2 separate regions of the Homo sapiens genome follow, and region 1 is linked to region 2. The links are chromatin loops, found by intact Hi-C in ENCODE. Cell type or tissue: lower leg skin. All regions are shown on one strand. Each heading gives the region's core, and the rest is flanking DNA. Links, peaks and the distances in the headings are about the cores only. Region 1 overlaps MIR3681HG (MIR3681 host gene). Region 2 overlaps MIR3681HG (MIR3681 host gene).

Evidence for each region. A loop is a pair of places that touch in the nucleus more often than their neighbours do. Peaks named below come from ENCODE experiments on the same cell type or tissue, not always from the same donor. Only the 100,000 strongest peaks of a DNase experiment are listed, where the experiment ranks them.
Region 1: it touches region 2 in a loop (7-fold over the local background); 2 of 110 quality-filtered maps call a loop at or near these places.

Annotation. Positions count from the first base shown.
Region 1 is chr2:12,222,837-12,239,415 of GRCh38, forward strand. All of the region lies in intron 3 of MIR3681HG (MIR3681 host gene), which reads left to right. Among named protein-coding and RNA genes, the nearest start is that of MIR3681, 32 kb to the left of the region's middle. In lower leg skin, for the core only: no CTCF peak of the experiment used is centred there; no DNase peak of the experiment used is centred there.
Region 2 is chr2:12,528,799-12,545,377 of GRCh38, forward strand. The region is part of intron 4 of MIR3681HG (MIR3681 host gene); the gene reads left to right. Among named protein-coding and RNA genes, the nearest start is that of TRIB2, 180 kb to the right of the region's middle. In lower leg skin, for the core only: no CTCF peak of the experiment used is centred there; no DNase peak of the experiment used is centred there.

The DNA of each region.
Region 1 (16,579 bases), core at 5,506-13,505, 310 kb before region 2:
TGTTTGCTTCCCCTTCTGCCATGATTAGAAGTTTCCTGAGGCCTCCCCAGCCACCTGGATCTGTGAGTAAATTAAACCTCTTTTCTTTTAAATTACCTAGTCTCAGGTATTTCTTTATAGCTGTGTTAAAACAGACTAATACAGTAAATTGGCACTGAAGTAGTGGGGCACTGCTATAAAGATACTTGAAAATGTGGAAATGACTTTGGAACTGGGTAATAGGCAGAGGTTGGAACAGTTTGGAGGTCTCAGAAGAAGATAGGAAGATATGGGAAACTTTGGGACTTCCTAGAGACTTGTTGAATGGTTTTGACCACAATGCTGATAGTGATACGGACAATGAAGTCCAGCCAGATAGGGGCTCTGATGGAGATAAGGAACTTGTTGGGAGCTGGAACAAAGGTCACTCTTTAGCAAAGAGACTAGTGGCATTTTGTCCCTGCCCTAGAGATCTATGGAACTTTGAACTTGAGAAAGATGTTTTAGGGTATCTGGCAGAAGAAATTTCTATGCAGCAAAGCATTCGAGAGCTCACCTGGTTGATTCTGAGAGCTTTTAGTTATATACACTCACAAAGAGATGGTTCGAAGTTAGAACTTATATTTAAAGGATAAGCAGAGTGTAAAAGTTTGGAAAATTTGCAGTCTGATCACGTAGTAGGAAAGAAATACCTGTTCTCTGGGGAGGAATTCAAGCCAGCTGCAGAAATTTGCATGAGGAGCTGAATGTTAATAGCCAATATGATGGGGATAATGTCTCCAGGGCATGTCAGAGACCTTTAGGGCAGGCCCTCCCATTATAGGCCTGGAGGCTTAGGGGGAAATAATGGTTTCATGGGTCATGCCCAGGGCCCTGTTCCTGCTCTGTGCAGCTGCAGGAGTTGGTGCCTTGCTTCCTGGCCACTCCAGCCATGGCTAAAAAAGACCAGGGTACAGCTCAGGCCATTGCCTCAGAGAATGCAACCCCCACGCCTTGGCAGCATCCACGTGGTGTTGGGCCTGCAGGTGCACATAAGTCAAGAATTGAGGTTTGGGAACTTTCACCTACATTTCAGAGGATATATGGAAATGCCTGGATGTCCAGGCAGAAGTTTGCCACAGGGGTGGAGCCCTCATCGAGAACCTCGGCTAGGGCAGTGTGGAAGGAAAATGTGGGGTCGAAGCCCCCACACAGAGTCCCCACTGGGCCACTGCCTAGTAGAGCTGTGAGAAGAGGGCTACCTCCTTCCAGACTCCAGAATGGTAGATCCACTGACAGCTTGCTCCCGGATGTGAGACATGGAATCAAAGGAGATTATGTTGGAGCTTTAAGATTTAATGAGTGCCCTCCTGGATTTAGGGTTTGCATGGGGCCTGTAGCTCCTTTGTTTTGTCCAATTTCTTCCATTTGGAATGGGAACATTTATCCAATACTGGCACCCCCAGTGTATCTAGGAAGTAACTAACTTGCTTTTGATTTTAAAGGCCCCTAGTCAGAAGGGACTTACCTTGTCTCAGATGAGACTTCGGACATGGACTTTTGAGTTAATGCTAGAATGAGTTAAGACTGAAGAACTATTGGGGAAGCATGATTTTGTTTTGAAATGTGAGAAAGATGAGACCTAGGAGGGGCCATGGTAGGACTGATATGGTCTGGATCTGTGTCCCCACCCAGACCTTATCTTGAATTATAATCTAAATTGTAATCCCTACATGTTGAGGGAGGGACCTCATTGGAGGTGATTGCATCATGGGCCGTTTCCCCCATGCTGTTCTCATAATAGTGAGTGAGTTCTCATGAGTTCTGATGGTTTTATAAGGGGCTCTTCCCTCTTTGCTCTGAACTTTTCTCTCATGCTGCTTTGTGAAGAAGGACATGTTTGCTTCCCCTTCCACCATGGTTGTAAGTTTCCTAAGGCCTTCCCAGACATGCAGAACTGTGAGTCAATCAAACCTCTTTTCTTTATAAGTTACCCAATCTCAGATATTTCTTTAGAGTGGTGTGAAAATGGACTAATATATTATCCTAAGAGAAAGCATACTTATCTAGTATTCTATATTTACATTGAGATGTTCTATTTGTTTCTGTGCCTTGGGGGAGTTCTCAACTTTATTGCCTGCTGTTGCCACCTTATGCCTCAAAACAAAGGCTCAAATTACCATGGTGTGACTTCTATGCTTTTATGCAAAAGCAAATTTTAATGCTTGCTTACCTCCCAAAGTTTATTTTTTCACAATATTTTTAGCATGTGTGCATTCTTTACTTTCTTGCCAGGTTCGTGATTCCTTTGAAAACCTTGTCTTAAACATTGTTTTCATCAGTTTGAGTTATTTTTGCATGATAAACACTCACGGTGTCTGTATTAGTCTATTTTAACATTGCTGATAAAGACATACCCAAGACTGGGTAATTCATAAAGAAAAGAGATTTAATTGACTTACAGTTCCACCTGGCTGGGGAAGCCTCACAATCATGGTGGAAGGCAAGGAGGGGCAAGTCACATCTTACATGGAGGCAGGGAAGAGAGAAAATGAGAACCAAGTGAAAGGGCTTTCCCATTATAAAACCATCACATCTCATGAGACTTATTCACTACCATAAGAACAGTTTGGGGGAAACCACCCCCATGATTCAATTATCTCCCACTGGGTCCCTCCTATGACAGACACATGGGGATTATGGAAGCTACAACTCAAGATGAGATTTGGGTGGGGACACAGCCAAACCATATCAGTATCTAATTGATCATACTGTCAGAAATATAAAAACTATGATAGTTTTTTCAAAGAGCACCTACTACATTGTCATTCCACCATGTGAAACATTTAATCTCTACATTGTAGTGTTACATTATTTTCCTTTGTCTAACGTAAGCTGTGGTCACTCCACTGCACTGGGTCCTTCGGATGTCCAGGAACAAAGGTGTATTTAACTTCTGTACCACAAAGCAGCTGATTTCAGGCATGTGAACACAACATAGAATTATCCCAAGAAAAAATGATGGTTTTACTAACTTGGTGATAAGAGACTATGACATTCTGAGCCAATACACAGGGCAGAGGAGCACAGAGAGGCAGCATATTCATGGGCAGAGCACTATGACAGGCCTCTAGTGTCAGAAGACTAGGTTTACACTTGGCCACTGATATGGTTAGGCTTTGTGTCCCCACCCAGAATTTTATGTTGAATTATAATCCTCATAATCCCCACAATCCCCATGTGTCAAGGGAGAGACCAGGTGGAGATAACTGAATCATGGGGATGGTTTCCCCTATGTTGCTCTTGTGACAGTGAGTGAGTTCTCATGAGATCTGATGCTTTTATAAGGGGGTCTTCCTTCTTTGCTTGGCCCTTCTCCTTTCTGCCACCTTGTGAAGAGGATACCTTGCTTCCCCTTTACCTTCCACTGTGATTGTAAGTCTCCTGAGTCTTCTCCAGCCGTGCTGAACTGTGGGTCAATTAAACCTCTTTTTGTTATAAATTACCGAGTCTCAGGCAGTTCTTTATAGCACTATGAAAATAGACTAATACAGCCACCTACTGTGCATGACATTTTGCCCCAGATGATTAGCATTTCTGAATCTCAATTATCTCATTAACAAAGAAGTAAAGAATCATATACATGAAAACTCACTGGCATAATACCTTATAATTCATGTAATATCAGTTATTTTTGTATACCAGGTGTGACCAATGTCATTCACATGGGATTTAAATGAGATCTTTTAAATTTTTTTGAATTAAAACCTGTTCATGATCTCATGTGCCAAATTAGTAGAGAGTAAAATACTTGTCTCTTGTGAATTCTTTCTTCCCTAAATTTTCCATGAAACGTATGGGCTTAGTCCAAAGATGTTACTCTTCCCTCTAACTGCCATGTAGTGAGACAACTGATGAAATAGAGCAGGTCTCAAGTTTTCAGCTGCCATGGCTTCTGTTTTGTCCTAGTGTCACTGTATAAAACTGCCTCTGTATTGTCCAGTGCAGCTTTCCCTGTTATTGGAATGTCCAGATCCCTGCTGTATCCACTGCTGGTCTTTGAGAGAGGACAAAAACACTTTCATAACATCAGCCTCAGCCAACTGTACTTGTGCTTGGTATCTGAGATTAATAGTTTCTGCAAACAACCTAAGCCACATGGCTGCAGCATTGGCAGCAACACACCCTGTCAGGACCTACTGTCACATCCTTTTGCCTTTCCTTACCTGATTTTTAAGAATCATGACAAAAGAAATTTTTTTCCAAGGTGAAAAGCTGTTTCTTTTCAGGAAAACAACTGGTGCATTCCAAATCACATACTTTTCAAGAACATTCCATCCAACCAGGAGTTCAGCTGCACCATTATGTATGTAGTCATATTGATGGTGGAAAGAAAATAAAGAGGGACAGATAGGGAGGTATTCTTTTTTGTTTCTTGAGACAGTGTCTTGCTGTGTCATCTAGGCTGGAGTGCAGTGGTGCAATCTTGGCTCACTGCAACCTCCGCCTCCTGGGTTCAAGCAATTCTTGTGCCTCAGCCTCCCAAGAAGCTGGGATTACAGGTGCATGCCACCACACTCAGCTAATTTTTGTATTTTTAGTGGAGATGGAGTTTTGCCATGTTGGCCAGGCTGGTCTCGAACTCCTGGCCTCAAGCAATCCACCCACCTTGGCCTCCCAAAGAGCTTGAAGTACAGGTGTGAACCACCATGTCTAGTCAGATAGGGAGGTATTCTAATTACATTAACAATTTCTCTAGGTTCTTACAGACTACTTGAACTGCGTTTCCATGGGACATTCACAAGTGATTACATCTGAAAATCCCTTAGGGAAATCCCCTTGGTAGGTAGGGTCTGAGACCCATGACACCATCATGTAATACTCTCTTTCTTTTAAGAAGAGTAGAGATTAATGGACCATGGTGGTTATTCTCAGTAAAAGGACCTCAAGGTCTATGTGTACTTTATTGAAAGGTTGCATTTTGAGATGGGCTGGTGAACACGGAATATGATTATAACTTACTACTTAATGCTATCTAGAAACCATGCTAGCTTGATTTTAAGGCTCTTATAAAATTAGAAAAAAAATTATTTTTCTTTGTTTCAAAAAAAATTTTTAGAAAGATATGTTGGTTGTGGGTCCACAATTTCTACTTTGAGTGAATTAATAAAAGGGGCAAGAACGCCTCCATCCCCTTCTCTTTTTCCTGCAACTTAATATTAGGAACTGTAGGGGGAAACACCCTCTATTTTCTACCCATATCCCTAAATGATTCATGTCAGTATTTTGCGTAGTACAAGAATCCTATTTTCAGTGGACTAGAAGTAACAATTCTTGGCATATTACTCACAGTAGACTAACTGCTGTAAAAACAACCTCCAAGTCTCAACAGCTTAACACAAGGCAAGTTTCTATCTCTCTTTCATCATATTGATGAAGGGCAGAAGTCTCTGGAACCCAGGGCATTTTGATTTTACCCTTTTCTAGATGCTGAGATTGAGAGTCTTCTTCATTCGGTTGGCTGATGAGGAGAGAGAGAGAGACAGAGGCAGAGAGACAGAGAGAGAAAGAGAGAGAGAGAGAGAGAGAGAGAGAGAGAGAGATGGGTGACGGGATGATATTTCATGGGCCCTTCCTGCAAAGGAATGAACATCATTTCTACTCATATTCCACTGCCAGCACTTATCCATATTGCCACATGTAAGTGCAAAGGAAGCTGGGATATGCAGCTTTGATATATGGCCAGAAAAAGGAGCACATGGAGATTGATGGGCACTTAAAATCTCTGCCACAGTTCACCAATTTAATCACCAAATACTATATCCATTGCATTTTTCTTCACACTCACCCCTCTCAAGGTGAGACAATATAAATTCTATCAAACTAATTCAACGATATCCAGCTCAAAGTCCAGGATCTCTGGGGTGTATGCAGTTTCCTCCTTCAGATCTTACTCGCACGTCTTGTGGCTTGGCAACCTAAAAACCAGGGGAAAGACATCTGCCCAACCCACACCCAAAGTTTAATAATAGATCAAGGTTAGGATATAATGATTGTTACTTAAAAATGGGAGAAACACATCTAACACTGATGCATAGCATTTGTAAAATCCCACTAAAACAAGCACCATGAAGGTGTTCTACTATGGAAGCAGAGGAAGTTTCTTTCGTGAACCTTGATTCTGCTCTCTGGGAGAAATCCCTTGTCCTTTTATAATCATGGCATTTTAATCTGCTTGTGGGAGTTTCTTTGTTGATTGTTTGTTTCTTCTCCATTGCCTCATGTGAGGTGTTTTAGAATATGCCTTCCTTGAAGGCAGCTTAAGCTTCCTAGCTCTCCTCCTGATAGTGGAATATGGGGGCCCTAAGTTGTTTAACTCTCAAATGGTCAAAGGCATTTATTTATTGTTGATTGATGGACTAGTTGATTCATTGTTTAGGCTTATGATTTCTTTGGCAATCCAATTTCCCCAGATGCTTGGTAGGCAACTCATCTTTTTCCTTACGGTTGCCTCTTTATGACAATAGCTATACATCATTCCTAGAATAATTTTTTAACTTTATGTATACCTTGGCTTTCTGGTCCACTAACCTTTCTCTTTAAACCTAATGGAACTACCCTGAGTCTATCTGTGAGAATGAGCTTTAGTGGAAATCACACTCTTAATTTGATTTTTAACATAGGGCTGTGCTTTAATGGACATTTGTTACTGAAAACACTTTTCCTACCTTTTGTTACTGTTTTAGGTCTAGAAGCTAAAATTTGTACCAAACTTCAAATTCAAAAACTTTATCTCATTCCATTCTTTCATACCAAGCAATTTTGATCCAAACTTAAGATTTTCTTCTAATACCTTGCTAAGTGCAGCCAATAAAATGCAATAGACAACATTGACCTGTTTTCCAATCTAGTCTGGGAGGCATTTGTTCTTCCTTCCCAGTTATCAGTGAAAGAGTTTTAAATTTTTTTCCCCAAATCAAAGGGCTTCTTTAGCCTTCTATTTTCTGATATTGGTTTTCTTGCTGCCTACTACTTAATTGCTAAGTCAATGCCACATACTTTAGTTTTTGTTGCAAGACCGATTTCTCTATTACTTAGTACAGGCTCACTTTTGTAACAAAGAAGTCCAATATCTATGGCTTTACACAAGAAAAGTTTATGTCTTTTCTTGTGCCATAGTCCAATATGGTTATTCTAGTTGATAGACTACTTTAAGTGATTATTTAATTAATAGAAATTTTGATTAGTAGGGAATAGTTGAAGAATAAAATCTTAAATTGATTTTAAGCATTTGGATCTTCTCATTTTTGTCTCAGTGTGGTAACAGCAGGGAGTTAAGAGAGCCCAAAATTTGGCAGGCCAGCAGACCTAGTTGGTGCTCACAAAATGCTTAATCTGTAACCAACATTGCCAATAGAACTTTCCACAATGGTGGGAATTTTCTAGATCTGTATTGTGAAATATGGTAGCTGCTAGCCATATGTAATTAATAAGCACTTGAAATGTGCCTAGTCTAAGGAATTGAATTTTAAATTTTATTTTTTTAATTAATTTAAATTTAAGTGGTCACATGTGTTAGAGAGCACAGAATATCAGTCCAAAATTTTCAGAGGCCAGGGGGCAGAGTCCTGTTTTTTCTTAGAACTTTTCTTGAAATTTTTTAATAGAAAAGAGGTTGTGGGTAAGTGAACAGGGCTGCCTCTTCCCTGCTGTCAATATTAGCTATGGAAAAAAATTGCTCTCATCTGACAGTATACTTCCCATACACAATAGGTTCAGTAAAGCTAACCAATCAAATGCAAACCCTTTCTCTGACTGTGTAAGTTGGTACATATTTGTCCGAGTGTGTTGGATTTGATCTGTTCTACACCAGGGGTGTCCAATCTTTTGGCTTCCCTGGGCCACACTGGAAGAAGAAGAATTGAGAAGTGTCTTGGGCCACACATAAAATACACTGACACTAATGATAGCTGATGAGCCAAAAAATAAAAAAAAAAAAAAGAATCGCAAAAAAAATCTCATAATGTTTTAAGAAAGTTAACGGGTTTGTGTTGGGCCACGTTCAAAGCTGTCCCGGACGCATGTGGCCCACAGGCCATGGGTTGGACAGCTTGTTCTATACTTTCTTCAAAATAAAGCCATCTGAGAGACAGGAGAACTTTGTCTTAATTGAGTGGTACCTCCATGCCACATCCTAGATTTGCATTTCTACTGAAATCACTGTGAAATATACAAAGACAATCCTGCAAGAAAAAGAAACTCACAGACTCCCCCTGAAACCTGCATATAGGTTGGCTTCATAAAAAGCCATTTGGCTGTGTAATGACAGCCCTTTTGTTCCAATGGAGCTTTCCTTCATCTGGCAGTAGATTCAGGATCTTATGTGGGGCACATCAGTCAGAAAGCATCTTCAAGGGTGTCAGAATATTTGTTCAGAAATGAAACTGTCTAGTCTTGTAACAAATGTGGAAAAAAAAAGTTCATTGATTGTGATCCCTGAATAATCCTACGCTCAAGTAATTTCCTGGAGCCTTTCAAAAATATTATCTGTTTGGCATAATAGAGATAAAAATGATGGGCATTGTAGCAATTCTCCTAGAAGCAACAAGAGAATGAGAAACTTGAAACTCTCCCCACTCCTGCTTACCCCACTTAGTAGACTAGTTATAAGTTTCAAAATACAAAGAGATATTTTTAGAATTAGATCTGTACACACATTGTACCCAAGATGGGTTTTGAGTGAACTCCAACACAGAAAAGTCATCTTACAATCTGGAACCATATCACGTGGGGAGATGTGTTAAATAATACTTTTCTTTCCAAAATGATTGTATCTTGTATAATGAGTTTCTTACCTCAAATTCATTTTTTTGTTGTTGTTTAAAAAATCATCTTCAGCTACCACTACCAAGTTTTAACTGTGGTTAGGCAAAGATCACATTTCCATTGTAGATTCCAAATTACTTTGCATTTTGCTCTAATGGACTCTTCAATTAGTACCCTTTTTATTCTGCCCCAGCATTCATACCACTACAATATTTATCGAAGTTTAATTATGTGCAAAGGCCTAACCTAGCACAGATGGCCCGATGAGGTCACTTTGTGCTTTGCTGTTCTTTATCCTCACAGTGACTCTGTAAATGGGCCCATGAAGCCTCTTAGGGTTATGTAATTTTTTTTTTTTTTTTTTTTTTTAAGATGGAGTCTCACTCTGTTGCCCAGGGTGGAGTGCAATGGTACGATCTCGGCTCACTGCAACTTCTGTGTCCTGGGTTCAAACAATTCTCCTGTCTCAGCCTCCCAAGTAGCTGGGACTACAGGCAGGAGCCACCATGACCGGCTAATTTTTGTATTGTTAGTAGAGATGGGATTTCACCAGGTTGTCCAGGCTGGTCTCAAACTCCTGACCTCAAACTCCTGATCTGCCCACCTCAGCCTCCCAAAATGCTGGGATTACAGGTGTGAGCCACCATGCCAGGCCCAGGTTATGTAAATATTTAATTGAGATAATCCACATAATGCATAAATCTTAGAACATAGCAACAAATCAATAAAGAGTAGCAATGGTGTCGTCACCTCTGCCACATTCATCAGCAATCAAGGTGTGTGCCCCATCAGTCAGTGGCCAAGACAGGGCTCCACATGTCCCGCATCTGCTCATACCCAAGAGCGAACTTTCCTCGACTTCCTGCTTCATCCTCCATGGTCTTTGTTGAAACAAAACTTGAACCAACAGTTCAACAATAAACCAGAGTATTTTACTTTGTTTTCTTCTTTCCCTAGATAACTTTTTATTATCTTCAGAGACTAGGGCTCTGTCGTCAATAAATATTTTTCAGACAAGGGGAAGAAGAACACTAGGTGAAACACAAAACCTTAGGAGAAAGGTTACCACATTTATTTTGATGCCAATCCCACTGAAAGTTAAAGTCAAAGCATCTGTTAACCAGATCTGATGACACCTTTGGCATCTGCAATCAAACACCGAGAAGAACTGTGGTGACGTGAGTTTTAAGTTCAGAAGGGGAATCTACATAGAAAGAAGAAACAACGGGAAGAAGTATTCCAACTCTAAGCCCCCACTAGGTACTGCTTTTAGAATTGTGCATTTTCAAAATATTTAGAGTTTAGTGTAGATATTTAATTATTCCTTTTCTTTTAATCCATAGAATTTCGAGGTAGAAATTTTAGTGTCTGGAAGGCAGCCTGTGGCCGGGTCCTAGTCCAACTTAAGCACTTATTTGTTTTATTTGTAGTATGTCACTTCTCACATCTGTGAATCTGTTTCTAAATCTGAGGATTGCAGATGATGAAATACACTGTTATTTCTGGAAGACTGATTAATGAATCTTTTGTGAAAGCAATTTAAAAATGCAATACAAATGTATGCCATTTTTCAGAGATTGTTTTCCTATAGCATACCATAAAATAATTCACTATTGTTGTTTGTAAGGTGAGATTTAAAGACAAGGGCACGTTCATTCCGTTTGTCACCTTTGCCTTTGGTACACAAGAGGATACCATTAGTGGAACGACCAGATTGGGTGATTATAACTTCAGATGTGAGTTATTCAACTTTTAAATGAGTGCTCTGCAGGCCAGCCTGACTCCTCAGTCCTCTCCACATTACAGAAGTCAGTGGCCCAGAAGACTTGGCTGATTCCACTGTCGCACAAGATGATGATATAAACTCCTTATTGTTCCTGTGAGTGAGATCCATTGATATCTTGGGTATCTTTGGAGATGATGCCTTTGAATTCTTGTGGAGCATCCCCAAGTTTATATTCATTCAGATGCTTTTTAAAATTAGAGGAAAAATTCTATATTTTAAAAAGGAACAAGAATATGTATAAGTTTTATGAAAAACTACAAAACATCAAACAACAAAGGGTAGGGACAATATCTGCCACACAGATGACGGAAAAAAATGTTGTTTTTCTGTTACACAGAGCTCCTGGAGATTGATGAAAAAGAGACAAATAGGAAGATGGACAAAGTACTTCACAATTTATAGGAGAGAAAATGAGAATGACCAGCATACATATAACATTTCATTCATTCTCCCTACTAGTCAGATAAATATAAATTAAAGAAAAAATGTGCTATTTTTAACCCTCAGACTGACAAAAATATAAAAAGGATGAATAGGGCTGGGCACTTTTATACTGGTGAGAATGGAAATTGCCGTATCTCCTTTAAAAAAAGACTATGTACTAAAATTAAAAATACAAAAATACTTTGACACAGAAATCTCCATTTTGGGAGTTTAATAGCAGCTAAAAAGGGGAGTGAGAATGAAAATGAATGGAGAGTGGATTATTATCTTGGAACATTTTTGCATTCTGTTGCTTGATAGAATAAACAAGTAATACCCATGTGATTTAAATCCATATGTATATGTGTGTGTGGAAGAGAGGTATGTGTATGTGTGTCTGTGTGTGTGTGTGTGTGTGTGTGTGTGTGTGTGTGTTTATGATCAGAACAAGTATGCCACAATGTGTACGTCCTCAAAACGTTAGGGCAAACCTAGTTTGCTTCATAGGTATTTATTCAGTAGGAGTTCAGAATAAGGTAAGTTATAGTTTTTCCCATTATCTGGTGGACAGATCATATATTGTGTCAGCTCAGTTCTAAATGTTGGAGGATGACGTAGATATTCACAAACTAAAGAAATTCCAGAAAGGGGAAAACAAGATGAAGAAGGACTGGAAATCATATCTCCTATGCAAAGGTGTGATTGATTACCCAGTGATCTAAATCAATAGTTTCCTTTCCTTTACTCCTCACCCCTCTGCAGGGAGGTAGGCATCAGGCCTTGTGATCCCATGTCTTATTCATCAAATCCATGGGCGATTTTTCTTATCTGGGTTGTTTATAGCATTTGATAATATTAATAAAGACTTCCTTCTTTTTTCATTTATAAACTTTACTTTTTAAATATTACGTGCTAATGTGCTTATAATGAAAAGCATTAGTCCCTTTCTTTACTAACCCTAAATTCTACTGTACCAGAGATAATTTTTAAAAGCGATTTCCGATTTCAGTTTTTCTGATGTTCACCTCCATATTTCTTATTCTTGAGTTAGCAGCTTTTTGCATACTTCAATGACTTGGTCCTAGGAAAGCTGAAAATATCACTTATACTATGCTGTGTTCAGTTCTTTTCCAAATTTTTTTCTAGTGTGTTTTTTTTTGTGAAACAAATACTGCTAATTGTTCCCAAACATCATCACAGCAGAATCTAGATCTATTTTTTTTTTTTTTTTAGATTTTAGATTTGGGCTGGGCACAGTGGCTCATGCCTATAAATACTAGTACCTTGGGAGGACAAGGAGGGAGGGATTGCTTGACAGAGCTCAAGACCAGATTGGGAAACATAGGGAGATTTAGTCTTTACATAAAATAAAAAATCATTAGCTGGGAACAGTGGCACATGCCTGTAGTACCAGCTACTTGAAAGGTTGAGGCAGGAGGATTGCTTGAGTCTGGGAGATCAAGGCTGCAATGAGCCATAATTGCACCACTGCACTCCAGCCTGTGTGACAGAGTGAGACCCTTTCTCAAAAATAAATAAATAAAATAAAACACAATTTAGATTTATAGAATAAGTACATTCCCCAGCTTTCCTTGTAACTAGATGTGGCCACGTGACCAAGATTTGGCCAATAACATTAAGAATCAAAGCTGTGTGTCAGCTTCTAGGGACTTTAAAAAATCACTTTATGTGGAGTGTGGGTTCTTGTTGTATCCTTTCCTTCTTTCTGCTGGTTGGAATGCAGACATGATTGCTGAAGTTCAAGTGGCTATTTTGGACAATAAAGTAAACTTGTGAGAGATGACTCCCGCAGCAAAGAAACAAAACGAGATAAATCTAAGTCCCTGAGGACTTTGTAAATTAGACTTGCCAGGCCTGTTCTGGACTTCTTTCTGCCAGGTTTTTACATGAAAGAGAAATAAGTTTTTATTTTGCATAAGCCACTGCTATCTGGGGTCTTTGCTGCTTGCAGATAAGTTTAATTTTAACTAGTACATTTGGTTGCCTTTATAACTTTAAATCATCCACTTAAATTTCTATTTTATGATCTTGCAGATTTGAGTACCTCTGAAGATAAAGCTTTTGAATGCTTGTGAAAGCACCCAAGTTTTTATTCACTCAAATGCTTGTCAAAGTATATACTTTGATTTAAAAATAAGCAGAAAACTTTATCGATACATTCTTTGAGAAAATGTAAAAAACCAAAATATAATTGACCAGTATTTACAACACAAAATTAAAAAGCAAAAAAGAGACAGGTATCTCTTGGCTTACCACTGAATTTCCACAAAAGGCCACAAAAGTGTCTCTGTATCTCCCTCCCTCTCTCTCTCTCCTTATTCTCTTGCACTTCCCAGGCTCTATCAACTTTAGATGACACTTATACTCTGATTTGTAACAATTAGTCGTCCAGGTTTTGTTCACTTTTTTCTAAAAACTAAAAATGAATAAGCAGCATTTACGTCATTATGACTGTGAAATAGGATTCACTGCAAAGCCACGAACTGTGCTGACTTCATTTCTTTTTCTATGGATCTGATGTTAAGATTTGTGTGACTTTAAAGCAAGTGTTTCTACTGTTCAGGGTAAAGGGATTCCTTTTACTTATGGTTAATAAATGTCTTAAAATCATGCTACATTTTAGTTTGCTTCATATTTGGGTCATGGCTTTCTATATTTTTGTTGCTGTTAATGCTTTGTTTTTCCTAGACTATTTAATTGATTCTTTTTTATTTCTTGATGGGAGAAGAGATATGTGCTTTCTTCACTGTGCCACTAAATCACTATCTTATCTAGCTTCTTAGTCATTCTATTTATTCTTTGGATTCTATTTCATCTTCATCTTGAAGACATTCTTCTTGGAGCCCATTCATTTTCTGTTCTAACTTTGGTTGCCTTCCAAGCTTACAGCGCAATTAACTTCCTGGGATTTAGTTTGCTGAACTCCTGAGTTATCTCATCATTTTTTCCATCATATGTTTTCTTTGCTTTATTTTTCACCTTCATTTGGATGGTATATGAACTCAAGTAATTCACTCAGAAAAGGCAACTAAAGAATAAACAGTCCTGATCTAAAATGTCTGAAAATAACCATACTTTGTCATTATAATTTGCTGTTAGTATAGTTGGCTTTAGATTGTGACCATGGAAATGATTGTCTGCTAGAACTTTAAAGGTCATTTCCTCTTTGCAGAAAGAATGGCTGGGAAAATTAGACCTTTATGTTCTCTTTTTGGTGATCCCCAGTCCCTGAGCCACATGGGATAAGTCCTGCCCAATTCAATTTCTCTGCCCACCACAGGCCCCCAGGTTTTCTACATCCCAAGTTGATCACACCCATTTATTAACAACCTTTCAGATTTCTATATGCCTTCAAAGACCTATTTGAAACCCAGAAATCATTTGGTTTATTTGGATGTACCAGCATATATCTAACATAATCAAATATTCATTGATTTAAGAAGTAAAACTCTTAGTTTGTGGGAAGCATATCATTTCTTGCAACTCCAAGGCCTCCAATGCATACTGTATAGTGTATTATCTTTAGTCTTAGCTCATTGGCTTTATGTGTACTGTGATCTTATACCACCTATGAAACCTTATTTAGAGTCAAAAATTTTAAGAGGTTGAATAACATACTGGGCCTAGATAACATCTCCATTTTTCTGATTGACATTCAATTTCTAATAAGCACTTCCACTAGATATTGCGCTACTCTTTTATCTTTGCCTAACAATCATAGAATCTAATCTAATATGTATCTATACATTTGAATTGTGTTTAGCTTGAAAACACATATAGCAAGAACTATTGCATTTTGTAAAAACTCATGGGTGTTCTGATACCAAGAAAATTGGCTAAGGTAGGGGAAGTCCCATTTTATAAATTTTTTACTTTTGTAGAAAAATATCAATGCAGAATAGTGTTACAAATGTGGATTTTTGGAATAAAACTGTTAAACTGAATGCCCGTTTTATGTCTTACTAGCTTTGTGATCTAAGGCTAGTTCCTTACATCTAACATCTCAGTGGCTCAGTCTTCACATCTTTAAAGAGTGCTAAATAATATACCTGCCATTTAGGACTGTTGCAAAGATATATGAGATGATATCTACAAAGATCTAGAATCGTGTCTGGAATGTAGAAAAGTCTCAATAAATAGTATTATTATTGTTGGTGTTTTTGGAGGGTTCCAATAAAAAGCAGTCTTCTCTTACTCTCTCGTTCTAAATTTAATGGCAAATAAGGCAAGGTGTTGTCAGACAGAGACCAAAACGTCACTATGTTGATCACTATAGCCTAAGATCGCAAATGTACTTTCTGAAAGTAAATATCAAAATTAGTGGGTCTCATCTATCTTTAGACAAGCCACAATAGACCAGTGAGTTTATCAAGGTCTCGATTCCAGTAACAAAGAAATATGTGCCTTTGAGTTTCCTTGTTCCCAAGATAAAGAGGAAAATGGAAAAACATTAATGTCTCTTTTCAGTTTTCAAACACCAATCTGATAGCTCAACTGCCTTTTCCTGGGACAGAGTGAGCAGAAGAATGGAGATGCCAGGAGTGATAAGGTGACAAAGACCATCAACTCCTTGGCCTAACCTTAAGCTGGCTCCTCTGAGCCTTCCTTGCAGAATCCAGTTTTAGCAGGAATCATGCTGTGTCTGTCTAGTGAAAATCTTCCATCCTTGTTGTCTAACTACCTTTGATAGCTGATCAGATTTTTTATTTTCCTTTCTGGGCATGCTATCATCCAGGCCTGCCTTCAACAATAATCCTGTCAAGCCTGTTTTGGCCAAATTCCCCTGACCGCTGATATTTTCTCTTAGATTTCCATTCACTATAGCCCATCCAGCTCCTTGGCTGTAAGTCTTCAACTGTCCTTTTGGTACTGGGAATTGAGCCCAGTCTCTCTCCCCGACTGCAAGGCACGCTTACAGGGGTTCCTATACCTATCACAATAGTTACTACTTGATTAAAGTCTTCCTTAATGTCTTTAACAACTGTCATTAATATTTCTTTCCTTTGGCAAAGGTAATGAACTTCCTCCACATGGAAGGAAACATCTAGACTGGGGAAGAATCATCTCCCCAAACATATAATTAAAACAGTGACTACGTTCTCTGGGTCTCAGCTCACACTTGAACTAGATCTATAATGTTCTATATAGGCTTATCAATGTAGATCTATATTCTGTTCAAAGATAGGAAGAATGATTTTCGAGGGAAATCTGAAAGAAAAACGCTTTGCTCTTCTATGCCACATGCACAAAGATGAACACAAGAAACTTGATTGCAAGGAAGTGATGAAGGGGCTCAAAAACATTTTATAATGTCTTCACATGACTAAACAACTACTGAACAAAGAAAACATTACAATGAATACTTTAAATCAATAAAACATTAACCAAGACGGTTATTTTAAGTTATATTAAAATAAATTGAATAGCAATGGGTCTCATTCAGCATGGCCAAATTGGAAAAACAAATTAATTATTGGTTTAAGGTGCAATAGATACTAATTATTGTTCTGAATGGATTTTAAAATATTTTCTAATTATTTTTAAAAATTATAGTGCACACATTTG
Region 2 (16,579 bases), core at 5,059-13,058:
TAATATATTTTTTTAAAAGTCATCTAGGAATGAATCTAAACAAACAGTGTATGTGAGCGTTTGGAAGAAATTATAACTTTATTTCAATTTCAATTTAAACTTTATTTTTATGGAAGAAATTATAACTTTATTTCAATTTCAATTTAAACTTTATTTTTATTAAAGAAAATTTAATAAATGGAGAACTTTAAAAATTTATGTAAGAACCCCCAAGACAAAATCAGCAATTATTGCTAGAGTAACCAAGAAATTCAAAACGAGTGAAAAAAATCCCAAGAATATTTCAAAAATCCAGAGAAGCTGGTTTTAAACGTATGTAGAAGAAAAAGTTGTCAAAAATAAACAAAATGATTTTTGAGCTACATAACAATGTCAATGAACTAGATCTACCAAATACAAAAATTATTATTCATACAGTGAAATATTGCTGTAGCTTATTTGAACACCACAATTGCTAAAACATTTCATGTTTTCAATAAAACATGTTAAATCTTATATAAATTAAGTGAACAGGGAAATATAAGTTATTCATATTGAAAAGAAACCACAGACATCTCCACCCTACACCATATTTATTTATTTATTTCATAAATATTTCCAGTATTTAGGATTAAATACTGGAGATCATCTTTATAGTCTCAGATTTTGAAATGTGTTCTTTAAACAGGATTCAAAATGAGAGCTACAAAGAATGAGTGGTAATTTTAATCTAGTTGAATATTAAAACTTCTGGTGTTAAAAAGAAACTACTAAAAGGAAGACAAAAACTAAAATAATTAGAGAATATGTGATCAACATATATATATATATGACAAAAGCTTATTATTCAGAATATTTTAAAATCAAACTTCTACAAATTATTATGGAAGAGAAAAGCTATTCAAAATAAAAATACGTGAAGGAAATTGAAAGGCAGTTGAAAGAAGAGAATAAACAGATGGTCAAGGAACGTGTGGAAAGATGTTCAACCCCACTGGTAATTACGTAAATAAAAATTACAATGACAACGAGATACAATTTTATGCCTAACAGATTGTCAAGAACAAAAACAAACAAAAAACTTGGCAACACTACACATTGATGGGGATATGGAAGGACATAAAACAAGATGCAAAAATATTGGTGGTTGGATTATTTTTTCCAATATTCTCAAGTCACTGATCTGTGATAAAGTCTAGGAACTGGGATTTTTGTCTTTTAAAAAAATATATATTTCTAGGTGATTTCAATGTTTATCCAATTTTGAAAACAATGCCTTATATTTTCACCCAAACGGGTATACGCACCTCAACTTTTAGATACTTAAACACTACTGTACAATAGCAAAATTAAAGGACTTAACGGAACCTCAAAAATAGAGTGTTCCACAAAAATGTAAGTTACAGAAAAGTAGATACAGTATCACATTGGGTTTTGAGAGCTCCTAAATGGCGCTATCTCCTGGAAACTTGAGTTTTGAAACTATTACAGGATAACTTACTATAAGAAACCATGAATAGTTTAATATCAGAAATACTACAATTCAACAAATTAAAGAATAAAATCATATTGTCATATATTCACAGATCCTAAGAAGATGCTAGATAAAATTGAAAAGCCATAAAAAGATATCTTAGTAAAATATGTGCACAAGAAAATGATTTAACATAATGAGGTTTACTTATCACACACTAACAAAAAACATATTTCTAGCAACAGGAGTGCTAAAACTGCTCTTATTAAATTCCAGAACTAGGATGTCTATTGTCTGTATTACCATTATTCAACATTCCTGGTAAAGTACAATGTTTGTAATAATACAGTATTAAATAATTAGTATAAATACCTTTTATTAATATTTTTTTCTAATGATGTGATTATGTGTCTTGGAAATCCAATGATTGGCCAAAAAAAGATTAGATTGAATAAATTAATTTGGTGTGGGGGCTGAATTAAAGGCACACGAATATCAATAGATTTCCCCAATCCTAGAAATAATCAGCTATAAAAAGAGCTGAAAAATTTCTTTTTTTTTTTTTTGAGACGAAGTATCGCTCTGTTGGCCAGGCTGAAGTACAATGGCACAATCTTGGCTCACTGCAACCTCCGCCTCCTGGGTTCAAGTGATTCTCCTGCCTCAGCCTCCCAAGTAGCTGGGATAACAGGCACCAGTGCCCACGCCTAGCTAATTGTTGTATTTTTTAGCAGAGATGGGGTTTCACCATATTGGCCAGGCTAGTCTTGAACTCCTAACCTCAGGTAATCCGCCTGCCTCAGCCTCCCAAAGTGCGGGGATTACAGGCATTAGCCACTGTGCCCTGCCGAAAAACTTTTTTTGTGAAAATATGCCAAAGCTATAAAATATTTAAGAATGTATTTCACACAAAAGATATAAGACCTATATAGAAAAATATAAAATTTCTTGAAATGAAAACATGTATACTTTTTGAAAACAATTGTGATATCTTAATGCTCATTTTAACAAAACATACATAAAATTTTCATATAATTCCAATAAGAATTTCATTTTTTCAGTGATGAAGGAAAAAGACAAAGATTTCTATAAAAAGTTCTTAAAATTCCAATGCAATGGGATAATAACACAGAGTAAATAAAACTGTGATATAAGAAATTACTGTGGAAAGATTTGTGCTTTTGATGTATTAAAATAACACAAAGTTTAAACATGTTATTTGGAATATAATAATGTCATTTATGCACTTGAATATAAATGCATAAATAGATCAGTGAAAATAAATAAAATCCAGAATGTGATAATCTAATTTATTTCAGATAAAATTTTAATTGAACTGAAAAATGATTTTCTGTTTAATACATTGTACACGAAACACACTGAAAAGATATTTCAGAAAATACCTTTTAAAAATTAAATTCCAAAAAAATTATAAACTGTTATGAAAAATCAATAAAATAAAGCTCTGTAAGTGTAATCTAAGTGTGGTAAAACATTGTAAAAAAGACCTGAAACCTGAATGCTTAAAAAACAAAATAAGTAATATGACAAAAAATAACATGAAATATGAAAATTGATATACCAAAATTGGGAAAAAATTAAATGGCTATGTCAGACAAAATGATGAATTTCCATAAATGATAAAAAAGAGACAAAAAATATAGTCAAAGAATAAATTAGGCAATCATAGAAGAGAAAGCTCTAATTGTCAATTATTATATTTAAAATCACTCAATTTTCAAAGGTTTTCACATCTCTCATCAGATTTATTCCAAGTATTTCATATTTTTGATGGTATTTTAAATTTCTTGGGCATTTAAAATAATTCAAAAATGAGACTTTTCATCTGAAAAAGTCTTTAAACTTGTAAATCCACATGGATATTAATTTTTAAGACATCAAGATTATAGTGACAGGAAATTTTACATGGTTGGTTTATTACAGATGATTTACTGAGGAATAAAATCCTTAATGTGTAGGTAACACAGGCAAAATTATTCAGCAAAAACATAAATCTTTTTTGTCATACTCACAAAGAGTTGTTGGCTTAGTCTTTCTTTTCCAGTAAATTAAGGAATTCTCCACCAGATCTGCTGAGATACGTAGCATCTCAGTATCCTTGATCTATCCAGATACGTAGTATCCTACTGGATACCTAGGTATCCAGTGGACATGCTGAAGTAACATCCTGGAAACACAAGAAAGTTGACTTTTCTCTCCATTCCAAAATATCTTCCATAAAAGCCTATTGGCAGATGACCCTCAACTTCACTGAGACTCAGTTTCTCATTTGCAAAAAGGGAATGGTAACAACCTGATATGTCTTTTGTGAGGCGTAAGTCGGTGATACAATGTCTGAGTCGTATGGCACTTTAGATGATAAAATACGGAAAACAGTACTTTTCTGCTAGATGCTGGTGAATTTTCTTTTAATAAGACATCCGTGAGAAGGAGAAAACCTCCAAAGCTCATGATGGTTTGGCTACCTACTCAGAGAAACTTGGACATAATCAGTATGAGGAACTAATGAGAACAGGAAAGGCTTACTGTGCTTATATCACGTAACATCTACGTGTCATCAAATCCATTGACAGGGCTTTTTCAGCATAAACTTTGTCAGTCTCTTAATCTTGGCTCTTCTACATCAATTTAATAGGGTTGTCTTAAAAACAAACAAATGACAACAACGAAAAAGCCACAACAGATGGTTTATGAAATTGCAGAAGGCTGGAGCAGAAAGAGAGCCATAGAAACAATCTGACCACATTCATCCATTGTAAATGTCACCTATAGCTTCCCTGTCAGGATTACCAAGGATCTCTGTTGATTACTTCCAGTGATAAGAAGTCACTTATGAGACAGGTCATTTTATTTTAATTATCAGTTAAATAATCATTCAACTGAAATCTCCTTAATTTTCCACTCTATGGAGCTACCTAGAAAGCATCAAATTTTACTTTCTCTTGGCAGTTCCCTTATACTTGAAAACGGAATTAGGGTCCCCATTCAGTTTTCTTTCTTCAGTTAAATGTCTCCTTTTCTTTCAGTGTTATCTCCTCATTTGAAGTAGTTTTCTGGTTTTATAATACTTAACATACTAGTTGCTCTTCTCTGGATAAATTCCAAATTGTCAATTTCACTTTTAAACTTTTATGCTCAGAACTGAGTAGGATATAGCTGCTGTACTCGATGCAGAAAACTCATGCAAAAAGTAGCAGTTTTTCTCCAGTGGTTATGCTCAACTGTTTTAATATACTGCTTTGTCACACAGTCATGCCTGGGGCAGTTCAAGATCCTTCAGATCAAGACCTGGGCTCTTCTAGGAAGTAAAATACAAAGGTTTTACTGCAGAGGATACCTCTGACAGAAGTCTGTCTTTCTCTCCCTCCTTTGTATTTTAAGTTGCATTTTGTAGATAACTAAGTCAAAGCACTATTCAGCCCCTGAATAATAGAAGCAAGCCCTCTAAATAATAGAATGCATTAAATAAGAATTCCAAACATTTTATACATATGACACTTGGAAAGAGTTTTCCTGAAAGTAGCCTGAACTGTTAAAAACCTTGGTTCTAGCCATAATATTGATGATCTGTTTGAACTCCTGAGTCATACAATCTCTCATGTAGGTTAGGCTGCTAATATAATACCTTATGGCATCTAACAATGACAAAAATCATTTTGCAGTTGAGTCAAGCTTAACCATACCATGGGCAGGTAAGTTTTTATTTAAAAAAAATTTCCTACTTGAGTGCCCATCAATTCCTCTCTGCCTGGGTTATATTTGTCTCTTTATATTTTTCAATATAGTTCCCAAGAGAAAATTGATCTTATTTCCAGTTCCTAATGAAAATATGAGATTTTAAAAAACTGTAATGAAAGGTTTCAATTTATAGAGGGTGTGTTCTCTTCCTCAATCTGGAATATCTGCAATACCTTCCCTCAAGTGAAATGTTCAGCTTATTTAGAGGATATCAGGATGGTTTGCTATTTCCTGTGCCTCATGACTGCATACGTATTTGCCATCTGATATTTAATAAAGCCATTCAAGGACCATGACATTTCGTTGGATGGCACAGTAAGGAAAGAAGTCTGATGAGACCCAAACATGCGTGGCAGGAATTGGAGGAAGGTACAAGGAAAGTATCTTTGCTTTTGCATTTGGGAGATTCAAAGAAGCAGGTTTTTTGTTTGTTTCTTAGAAAACAACAAAGTTGTCTCTCCCCCCTACTACACAGAACCACTTTCAGAGAAGACTTTCAAAAGCTTCGACAACAACAAAAAACTAAACTAAAACTAAACAAAGGCTCCCCGGCTACTAGAACAGGGTTTGCTTCATCTTCAAGCTGTTCTTTCACAGCCATGTCCTAGTTATGACAGTGTGGGAAGTCGGAATGACAACCACCAAACCAAACTGGTCTCTGTCTTCACCTTCTCACAGAAAAAAAAAAAAAAAGCCCCATCTTGGAATGTGCTCTGAAGATTTTCTCGTCTCACTGTAGCTAGGAAAGAATTCACCCCAGAGGCTAGAGCAACATGCTTGGCTAAGCTTCCCACAAAACCAAGGACTACTTGCCTTAAAGGTTTTCCTTTCATTGGAATCGCTTATGCATATGTCATCACTGACTCATATCTCATAAACATGATTTACAAAAAAAGCTTGTCAGCTGGGTTTTATTAAATAGTAAATTAAAAAAAAAAACCTGCATCCAGAATATCCAACAAGCTCAACACCCACAAATTCACTGGCTCATCTTCCAGCATCATGTGGTGGTTGATAAGTCTGAAGAACACACACACACCTCATCAGCTCCCATCAAACTCTCTCTGCACCCACGGGAAAAGCTCCACATTCATAGAATTCCTCCCACACATGCCTGCACCCCATCAGCACAAGCAAAGATGAGGATTTACTCTGTGAGTCCAAAGAAAATAAATTGCTCCATTTATACATGACACATGAAAGAAAAAGTCATGCTTATGTCAAGCTAGAAATACACTTTTTAAAAGACAAAATTGTTACTTAAAAAAGGAAAAGTGCTTTGGCTCTGGAATGCCTGGTGGGTGCAATAATTCAATTAAAATTCATTGTTCTGACTCTGGCAAGTATTCATTTGTTCACCAATATTTTAGAGAGATCTATTCTCATTGGTTCTTCGAGTTCATGGAAAGCTTCATGTCATCTTATTGGATTGTCTTGTATTTTAAATGATTACTATATAGGCATCCTGGGAAGATGGAAAGACATTAAAAACCCTAAATCCTAGGCACATCTTCTATCTACTTTACAAAATAGTGTGTATGAAATAATTCAACAGAAGCCAAGGGTATGGAATCCTTAGTAAAACCTGAAATAAGTGAACAAAATTATGCCTTTCAGATTCTGGAAGGCATTTATATACCTTTCCACACCAGTAGTCTGGATTTAAACTGTGATGATAGGAGATCTAGGATTTATAATGAGACCAGTTTAAGTTATTGTGCTCATGATGTATTTTATTAGAGTAGCACTACTGATGACAAACATCTTTTAAAAATGGATAAAGGCAGCAACATGACAGAAGTTTGTTTTCAGCTCATATAAGCCTTAAGAATTGTTTTCTTCATTAGTGCATGACTTTCCTTCCAGTTGTGATTCTGGGACCTAGTCTTCTGTCATACTGTGGCTCTGATATCTTCAATATATGTTTTCCAAAACAAATTATCCAAGGCATCTGGGTGAATCTGAAACTAAAGGAAAGAGCATAGGAAATGACATGTAATCGACTATTGTGGACCACCATGGAAGTAGCACTTGCCACTTCTGTACACATCTCATTGGCCGGGACTCAGTCATGTAACCTCACCTAACTTCAGGGAACATTGAAAATGTCTCCTAGTTGTGTGCTCAGGAGAAAAAGAGAGTGGGTTTGGTAAATAGCAGGCCAATTTTTGCTACTCAAGGAAAAGAAGAAATTCCCATTCTACCATCTTTCCTCTTGTGTGAGAAGGCATGACAAGGACCACAGCTCATCCGCATTGAGTATGTAGCAGACATTTAGGGGAAACTTTCGTCAGTGATTCCAGAGACTGTTTTATTTCAGTTCCTCTCCAGAGAGTTCTCTTAACATGCAGTAAATATCAAAAATGGAGCTTCTGATAATTGTACCATGGGCCAGGGCCTTGGTATTCTGAATAATAATTACTAAGGCATTCTGTTCAATTGGGTTTTAAAGATCAATTGTATCTGAGTTGCCACATCATGGAAGGTCTTTCGATGATTTTTTTCACTGTGAAATCTATGTGCATTTGATCATGTAGACGTCCATTCTTTTGTTTTTCCATTCCTTTCAAAAACTAAATTGAGACAGCTTACAAAATAAAATTCAACAAGTAAATGGTAGACCCAACACCTTGAAAAGGGAATATTATTGGTAGTAAAATTAAATGAAGCTGGGGGTGAGGGTATTACATTTAATGTATATATGCGTCTCTTTAAAAGAGAGGGATAAAGTTGAGGGTTGTAAATAAGCTCATTTAATAGTGGCCAAAGTAAAGAATGCGACCTCAGACATGGGGCCTGTAATTATCTTTCATGCTGCCCTGATGTGCTCTTTCCTTCCAGGGACTCCCACATTTCCCTAAATCCATTAACAACAAGAACAGAATAGAGGGGAAAATGCTTGAAAAGAATATTTAATATGAGTGATGAAATCAAGTGCTAAATTTAAAAAGAAAGGAATGGGATGGGCAATTATTATAGCAAAAAGAGAACAGGAAAAGTGAAAAGCAGAGAAAGAAAACTGGCAATCTAACTCCTTTTTGACTAGAAACAGGACACAAGAAGCAAACTGCTGGTGGTGTGTGTGTGGGGGGTGTTTAAGCAAAGATGTCAGACTCCCAAGATTAAACTAGTGAAGAATGGGAAGGGAGAGGGAGAAGAGGCAAAATGCACAAAACTCCATAAAAGGGAGCCGAGTGTCCATGTATTTGAGTAGATGGATATAAATAGAACATCACAGTATTCGGAATGTTTGTGGAACTTCTTATGATAACAACGAGCGTCCTATTTTTAATAGGATGCTTACCTTCCAAATTCTATCAAAACATAACAGGAAATAAATATTAACCAAAGTACCAAAAGGCATAGTAAACATGGAGTGCATTATTGTATATATCTACAATGAATGTCTTAGTACAAAATGGGAGTTCAACTAAAAAAACAGAAATGGTTCAATAATTTATGGTGCATTTTCTGAATAAAATACTATGTAGCTATTAAAATGAATAACGTGGAAACACCATAGCAACAAGTCTAATTGTTTATTACATAATAGCAATAAAAAAAGAAGGGTCAAGAGGATATGTGTGTTATGATTACAAGTGTGTAAAAAAACCGTGGACAAGAAATAAAAGGAAAGATTGCGAAAAATATTATGTATTGAAGATCATGGAGATAGAATTTTTATTTAAATGGTCTAACTGGAATATTATTATTTCAACAAGAATAAATAGAGACAGAGAGACAAAAATAAATACTGTCCAGCATCTCTTAGTGTTTGACTTAGCAAGGGTGTCTGGAAGTGTTGGGGGGACCAAGTTTGGAGCATTACCATGGATTGAAACTGTTCTCTGCTGAGACTGGGATGAACATGCACAGAAATGCCCTGGCCAGCTCTGCTTATGTCTTTGTCAGCCAGGCTGACACTCCCTTGCTCAAGTTGCAGAGAGGTCCACATGTGGTCAGTGGTCCCAGCAGGATGAGAAGCATCAAGGTCCTCCTTGCCCATCCTTGGCTCTTGTGGCCATTCCTTCAGCTTCTGCCTCAGCTTCTTCTCATGCCAGTATCAATGAAGGAGATAAATTATGTCCTCTGGGCCTCAGTTTCCTCCTGTGTCAACCTAACAGCCTGGGTGAGGATTGAGGGGAGTGCAGTACTCTCTAAAGGAGAAAGTACCATTAGGTACAGATGGGAGCTGCATGCTCCCACCTTGCCACTGTCCTCCTTTTTTTACTTCTCCTCTGTCTCTCTCTCTCTCTCACACACACACACATGCATGCACCAGCATTTATGCACAATCATGCACTCCTTCTGCTCTATATATCCTCAGCTCTGTCATTAGTTAACACAGGTTGCTCCCTCTTGGCTCCAAGAAGGACGTGCTATTATTTCTGCTTGCCAAACTCATCCTTCAAGTTCCACTGACACCTCCTTCATTTTATCGGTCTACTAACCACTTGAAATGAATGGCTTTTTGTTGTTGCCATTTATAGGACAGAATACTTTAGCACTGTGATAAGATTATCTGTCTGGAATTTCAGAAATCCCCATATACCTGGAGAGACTGATTAACTAAGGAGATCTCTGCAATAAAGCGCTGCCACAGGTTGGTCACCATGGGAAGCCCTCTCAATGTTTCAAAGCACTTTGAGCAATATTCATTTTATTATTTAAAATAAAATATTTTTAAAAATATTATTAAATGTATTATTTATTATTAATAGCATCAAAACTCAAGGAGTCAAGTAGAATGGAATGCATTTCTATAATAATTTTATAAATGAGAAATAGGAGGCCCGGATATATTGCAAAACACACTTAAGGTCAATATCTATTCAGTGGCAGAACTGGGAATAGAATTCAGGACTGTCTGGGCCTCAGTCCTAAGCTCCCTGAAGTACACTTGTGTTTCCCTAATGCTGATTATTACGGCTCTACGAGGTAGGAGGTTATGTCTATGTTAGTAGTTCTCAAACTGTAACAAGTATCAGAGTCACCAGCTGGTAGGCCCCACTTCAGACTCTCTGATGAGTTTATGATTCTGCAGATTTGGGGTAGGCTCTGGTCATTGGCATTTCGAACAAGTTTCCCAGGCAATGCTGATACCGCTGATCACTTTGAGAACCACTCATCTCTATAAATCTTTGGAGTTGCTTCATATAAACTATTGGCCAGCCAATTCTACCAATTCCTTCTGCATAAATGACATTTTTAAAAAATGCCATTATTCCAAATTGCAATGGTGCTATACTTTTCCTAGTCAAGTTTCCCAACTTACAAAATGCCTTCGGATATTGTGGTTAATGGAGTGTGTGGTGGGGAAGGAGTTGCCAAATGCATGGGTCTTTGGCCCTCATTAATATTTAGAGTTTCCTGAACCTTAAGAAATGAGGGGCTCAACAGCATGGTAGAGAGACGTGCTGAAACAAACAGAGCCATTCAGGGCGACAGGAACGAGCTATCGTGTACGTTAAATGTTAACTCCCTTTAAAAATAAAATAACACAGAAAGCAATCTTCGCATGGGAAATAGATCACACTAGATTAGGCAAATGTTGTTGTTTCAGGTGGCTAACCTTGTTGCTCCAAACCCAAGCCCGGAGTTAAAAAACAAAACCACGAGCTGGAGGGGCAGCCTAAAGTGCAGTAGTTTAAATGCAGTCCTATTAACAGTAACTTAATACTACGAATTTGGGAAGTTTGGACTTTGGCCCTCTTGCTCAGGAGACCTTAAAAATAAAGATAGCTGCACAGTGAACATGAGCCACCCGCTTGTTTTCCATTAGGTACCTGGTGAGAGATATTTATTTCGCCTGTTGTCTGCTGGATGATTTTTTCCAGGGTCAAAAGTACGATTGTGTGCTGGGTACACAAGTGTGGAGTTAAGTATGCGGGGCCCTAGAACGGGAGCTTGAACAGATGCTCTTGGAACAGTTGTACATAATTCACTCCTCTTGGAATTTGGCTTCCCCAGTACAACCTCAGTCATGTGAAACATTAAGCCAGGGTGGATGGTTGTCAACTGCAGAGCTTATCCACTGTGCTGCTGAAAGCCCAGCAACGGGACACTGTCCTGGTGGACAGGTTGCTATGCTGAGAAAATTATGGCCACCACATACATTGAAGCGAGAGATCTCAGCTCCAAAAAACCCGATAACGTCCTCAAGAGCATGAACAGGGAATAGTTGTCTGGAGAGAGGGGAGAAAGGCACCACAATGATTCAGTTTGACGGTCTAAACAAGAAACAAGCACACCACCACAAAACCTGTGAAAGATGTCTCTTTCACAGACATCAGCATCTACTCATGCTGCACACTGTTCAATTCCCAGGGGTTTTACCCTTGGGCACCTTCATTAAAACACTGAATTATGCTGCCCTCCTCCTGTCCTTTGCATTCCATGAATAAGCCATGCCTCTCTGCTAGTTCAGGCCTGAAATTTATGGAGTACCTTCTATACACCAAGCATTAGATTAGTGAAATCCCACAATGTAATGTCAATGTCAATACCTTTTTTAAAGGTGTTATTAGAATCAATTTACAAATAAGAAAGACTAAATGATTGATAGGTTTAGTCACTTACCCAAGGTGAAATAGGTAGGAAGCATGAAAATCAGAATCAGGGTCATAACTGGTTGCAAAACACCTTGGTAGATATTTTAGGCATTTTTCTCTCTGCCTATGATGTTTTTCCAGTTGTCTGCCAAGGCAACATCATCTTTTCAGTCCTGGTCCCAGTCCAGTGCTATGTCTTCCATGTGGCTTTCCCTGAACCCTTCCTCCGACCAAGCATAGCTACTTACACTTTGTTCTTCTGTCCTCACAGCCTTTGTGTGCACATAGAGTATGTATCACACCTTCTGCAATTATCTACATGTTTATCTTCCTGATTTCATATACCATGCATGCTTAAGGACACTTTGCTTCATTTATCTTTATGTATAAAATGCCTGGTGCTCAATAAATATATGTTGAATGAAACTCAACTATACCTCTAATTATAACACCATTCAGAGTTGGCTTCTAGGTTGGGCACGGTGGCTCACACTTGTAATCCCAGCACTTTGGGAGGCCGAGGAGGGCGGATCACTTGAGGTCAGGAGTTCAAGACCAGCCTGGCCAACGTGGTGAAACCCCGTCTCTATTAAAAGTATAAAAATTAGCCGTGTGTGGTGGTGGGCACCTATAATCCCAGCTACTCAGGAGGCTGAGGCAGGAGAATTGCTTGAACCTGGGAAGCAGAGGTTGCAGTGAGCCGAGATTGCGCCACTGCACTCCAGCCTAGGTGACAGAGTGAGACTCTTTCTCAAAAACAAAAAACAAAGGAAAAAACAGAGATGGCTTCTAATTATATTGCATAAGCAAAATTGTTCCTTAGGCTTAAGTCTAATTGCTTACTGTCCACATAAGGCAGACCCAGAAGCAAATATCACATGGAACCCCTGTTGAGGACCTGAATGCCATAGTTTATGGCCCAAATGCAAAGCAAGAGGCCACAAATTAGGAACTAGCTGAACAAGGATCACTTCAAGGCCTGTCGGGCAGGAGTTGCCATTACAGAGACAACAGCTGGCATTTGTGATGCATGTGGAGATTCCGAGTGTTCTCACTGTGTACCCTGCAAGCCTTACCTTAGGATGCAGATTGTCATAGCTCTCTTTTAAAGATGAAAAAACTGGAGTTCAATGATGAATAAATGATCCGATGTCATGTAGCAAATATGATACAAGAATATGATTTTGAGCCAGGTTTTTACACACCCTAACACTTTTGTATAAGCCAATTCTATCTTGAAGAATAGAGATCAAAGACAATAGGTATGTTTCTAAAACAATGGAAACTAAAAACAACAACAAAAACAAAAACAAGACAGTGTGAATACCTAGTGTACCTAGTGTTAGAAAGTGAGATTCAACCAAGAATTGTGGAAACCCAAACGTCTAGCTTCTTGTCTTGTCTCTCTGCATGCTAGCAGTGTAGCATTGGCCAAAACATTTACCTTCTAGAAGCCTCCATTTTCTTTTCAAACCTCTATTAAATGAAAATCGTCATCTGAGGCCTTCTTTCCTTAGAGAAATATACAATATATGGAGCTGATCCATCTGAAACCTCTTTGTAAACTGTAAAACACTCTAAAAGCCAGAGTGGCAGTTACAGGTGTTTTTACCCCTTGAAGAATGATGAAATGGGTTGGGGCAGTCATGGTTCAATCATTTAACTATAAATTTAAAAATTCCTGCACACAGAGCTTGCTAAGGGAAATACTTTGATTTCTTTGCAGAGTCTCTTTTGTACCTTTAAATTTTATCAAGTACGCAAAGCGCATGATCAGTATTTACAGGCCCTGTCTAAATCTGAGATGAGAAGAAAGTTATGGACATATTGGATGAAATTCAGACGACACGTTCTAGAGGAAAGAGAAGCGGTCTGTTGGCAAAGTGTGTGCCTTGTTGGAATGTGATGTGGGTAGCCCAGTGATCCTAGGCACTCTTTGCCCTCACGTCTGTGGTCTTGAGCTGCCATTGCTCCTTCTTCCCACGTAGAAGAGATGTTCTGCGGGTTTCTGGGGTAGCTAGACCCATGTACACAACCTGTGGATCTCAGAAAACTGCGAACTCTGAGGTCAGGAAACATCCCTTTGCACACTTGGTCTCTGGACTTCCCTCCCACTGGCTCCTGAGTTACCATCACAGAACTTTAGTCTCTTCAGATTACAGGCCACAGACATCCATCAAAGACTGTTGTCTGTTTGTTGCTTAAACAGAGGAGATTGGCCAGAAATTTTGTTTTAAAATCATCCTGGAAACTGTAAGCAAGTTATCTCAGAATGTAAGAGGGCATGAAAAGAAAAGCCATTTATGAAGGTTTAACGACACATTGCACTTTTGAAAAGAGAGGAAGAAATTTATGATGACCCTAAATGTAGAGTGTGGGATAGACAAATGGCTGAACTAGAAAATAGAGAAGGAGGATTAAGTTAGGAGAGGTACTGGAAGAATTTAAAGAATGCAGCAATTTTAGTTATGTTGGGTTTGGGGACCTGTGGCACACACAGATATAAATGTCCATCAGATGATTACATACAGACAGGTGTGGGGTTTTCATGCAGAAGGGTAGATTGGTAATTCACACACACACACACACACACACACACACACAGAGCAGATAATAACTTCTCAATTGCAATTATTCATTCAACCACTAATTTATCAGTTAATAATTTCTTGGAGAATTCTCTTTTCCAGGCACTGTGCTGACTCCTAGGAATGTAGAAATTAATCAGACAGAGCCATCCCTGAGCTGGCAGTGTAGTGGACATTAACAGTTACAACTCCACCTAACACAGACATACATGGGATATCAGAGAGCACAGAAGAGATGTGATGTGGAACTACTGTTTCCCTGAGATGACATTTGAGCTGCATATCAGAATGGGAAGAAATTCACTGGTGGATGTGGGTGGGAACAGTGTTGCAGGAAGAGGAACTGTCTGTGCAAAGGGATACATTTTTTAAAAGCCTCTATGTTCGGACTGGCTTGTTGCCCTAAATAAAAATATCAGCAGAAGGAAAAGCAGCTCTGTCTAGCATGAGTGACAACTTCCTTGGACCAGAAGCAGGCAAGGATCATTCTCTGTCTAAGTGTGGACCGTCCTCAAGGACTGCACTGCCCGCCCCGAGCTCTGCCTCGCTCTGGTCATCTAGCTCTCCTCAGGCTCCCCCAACAACTGATGTGATTCTCATTAAATGCAACGTTAGAGAATCTCACATATACTAAACGATTATCCAGGTGACCAAAATACGCATTTGGGGAGCTTACAGAGAGAGGAAGAAAGAGAAGCAGAAGGCCCTCCCGTCCCAGGGGTCTTCTTGAAGCCGTGATGAAGTGCTGCTCTTTCTGGTTTGCAAATTCAGAATCTCTGTCAATCCTTAGCCTGGGGTTCTCGACCATGCCACAGTGGAAGGTTTGCTGAATCCGTGTTTAGTGTGTGGCAACACATGGCTGGGAATTTTAAAATATTTCAGTGCTGCAGTGATTGAGTAACCTAAAGTGGTTCCACATGGTTGATAAAAGTCTCATCAAGCAGAGAGGTCTGGGCTATTTCTCCTACTCTAGGTTCTTGTACTCTGCAGATTGTTTTTTCTGCTATAGCGCACAATCAGCAACTTCAGAGGATATCATCCATCCAAGGGAGGGAACACAGTATCTGATTTCACTCAGATCAAGTCCAGCAACTTGCCTTTTAAAACAAGAGATGGGCAGCTATTTCGAAGCTTAAGTCTTCCTTTTAACCATCTTCATAAAAAGGAAACCGAGAAACTTTTTTTTTCTCATGTTCATCGAAGCATTATTCACAATAGTCAAGTTATGGAAACAACCTAAGTGTCTGTTGACATCATGAATCTTACTTACTCAGGGTTCTAAGGGGATCTGGCAGTTACACTCAGATTTCATTTTAATTTAAAGAAAATGAATAGAAACAATTGCAAACGCTGCTTGCTGTTATTTTAAATGGACATTTACAAAACACGATCTATTAAATAGACATAATGTGTCTTTTAAAAAAGATAATAAACAAATTAATGGACAGGAAATATACAAACTTGATCACAATATTGGATTAATCACTCTGCTTTTTGAAAGGGTTTCTTTTTTGTCACAATCTACTTATTCTCATATGAGAAAGTATCACTGTTGTATAAATAGGTCCTTGGTTATGAAGAAAAGAGGCCATCTCAGATTACCCACAGAATGAATCTTAGATTGCCCACAGAATGAAGAGTTGGAGGGAAACTCAGTGACCTGTCCCTCTTTTACAGATACTACCCAGTGGTGGAATGAAAAGAACATGAAATTGAAAAGCAGAATCTATCACTGAACAATGGGGGAGATTTTCTTTCAACACATGTGGAATAGGTATTTAAATGGGTCAAGAAGAAATATAGTTGAAGAGGTGAAAGTGGGATAAAGGCAATGATTACTCAAGTTTGTAGATGGTGGTATAAATGACATAAGTTTTGGAATTAAGCCATGTTGGATTTGACTTTCAGCTCTGCCATTAATTAGCTATTTAACACTGGCAAGTTTTATTTTTTGTTTTCTTAATTCCCTGCAGCACAATTTCCCCAGTTGGAATTTGTGGGATTTTTATAAGCATTAAATGAGTGAATATATGCAATTAGTATGATGATTGGCTGATAGTTGGCACTTCGGAGTTGGAGAAACCAATAGCTAACCATCTCTTTGTCAAGGTTCAGAACTGACAGAGAGATAGTCATATGACCCAGAGAGATGAAATTCAAAATACAGTGAGAAAGGCCAAGCTAAAAGATATGACTTAGTTTTGTGGCCACAGTTTGCTTCTCATACT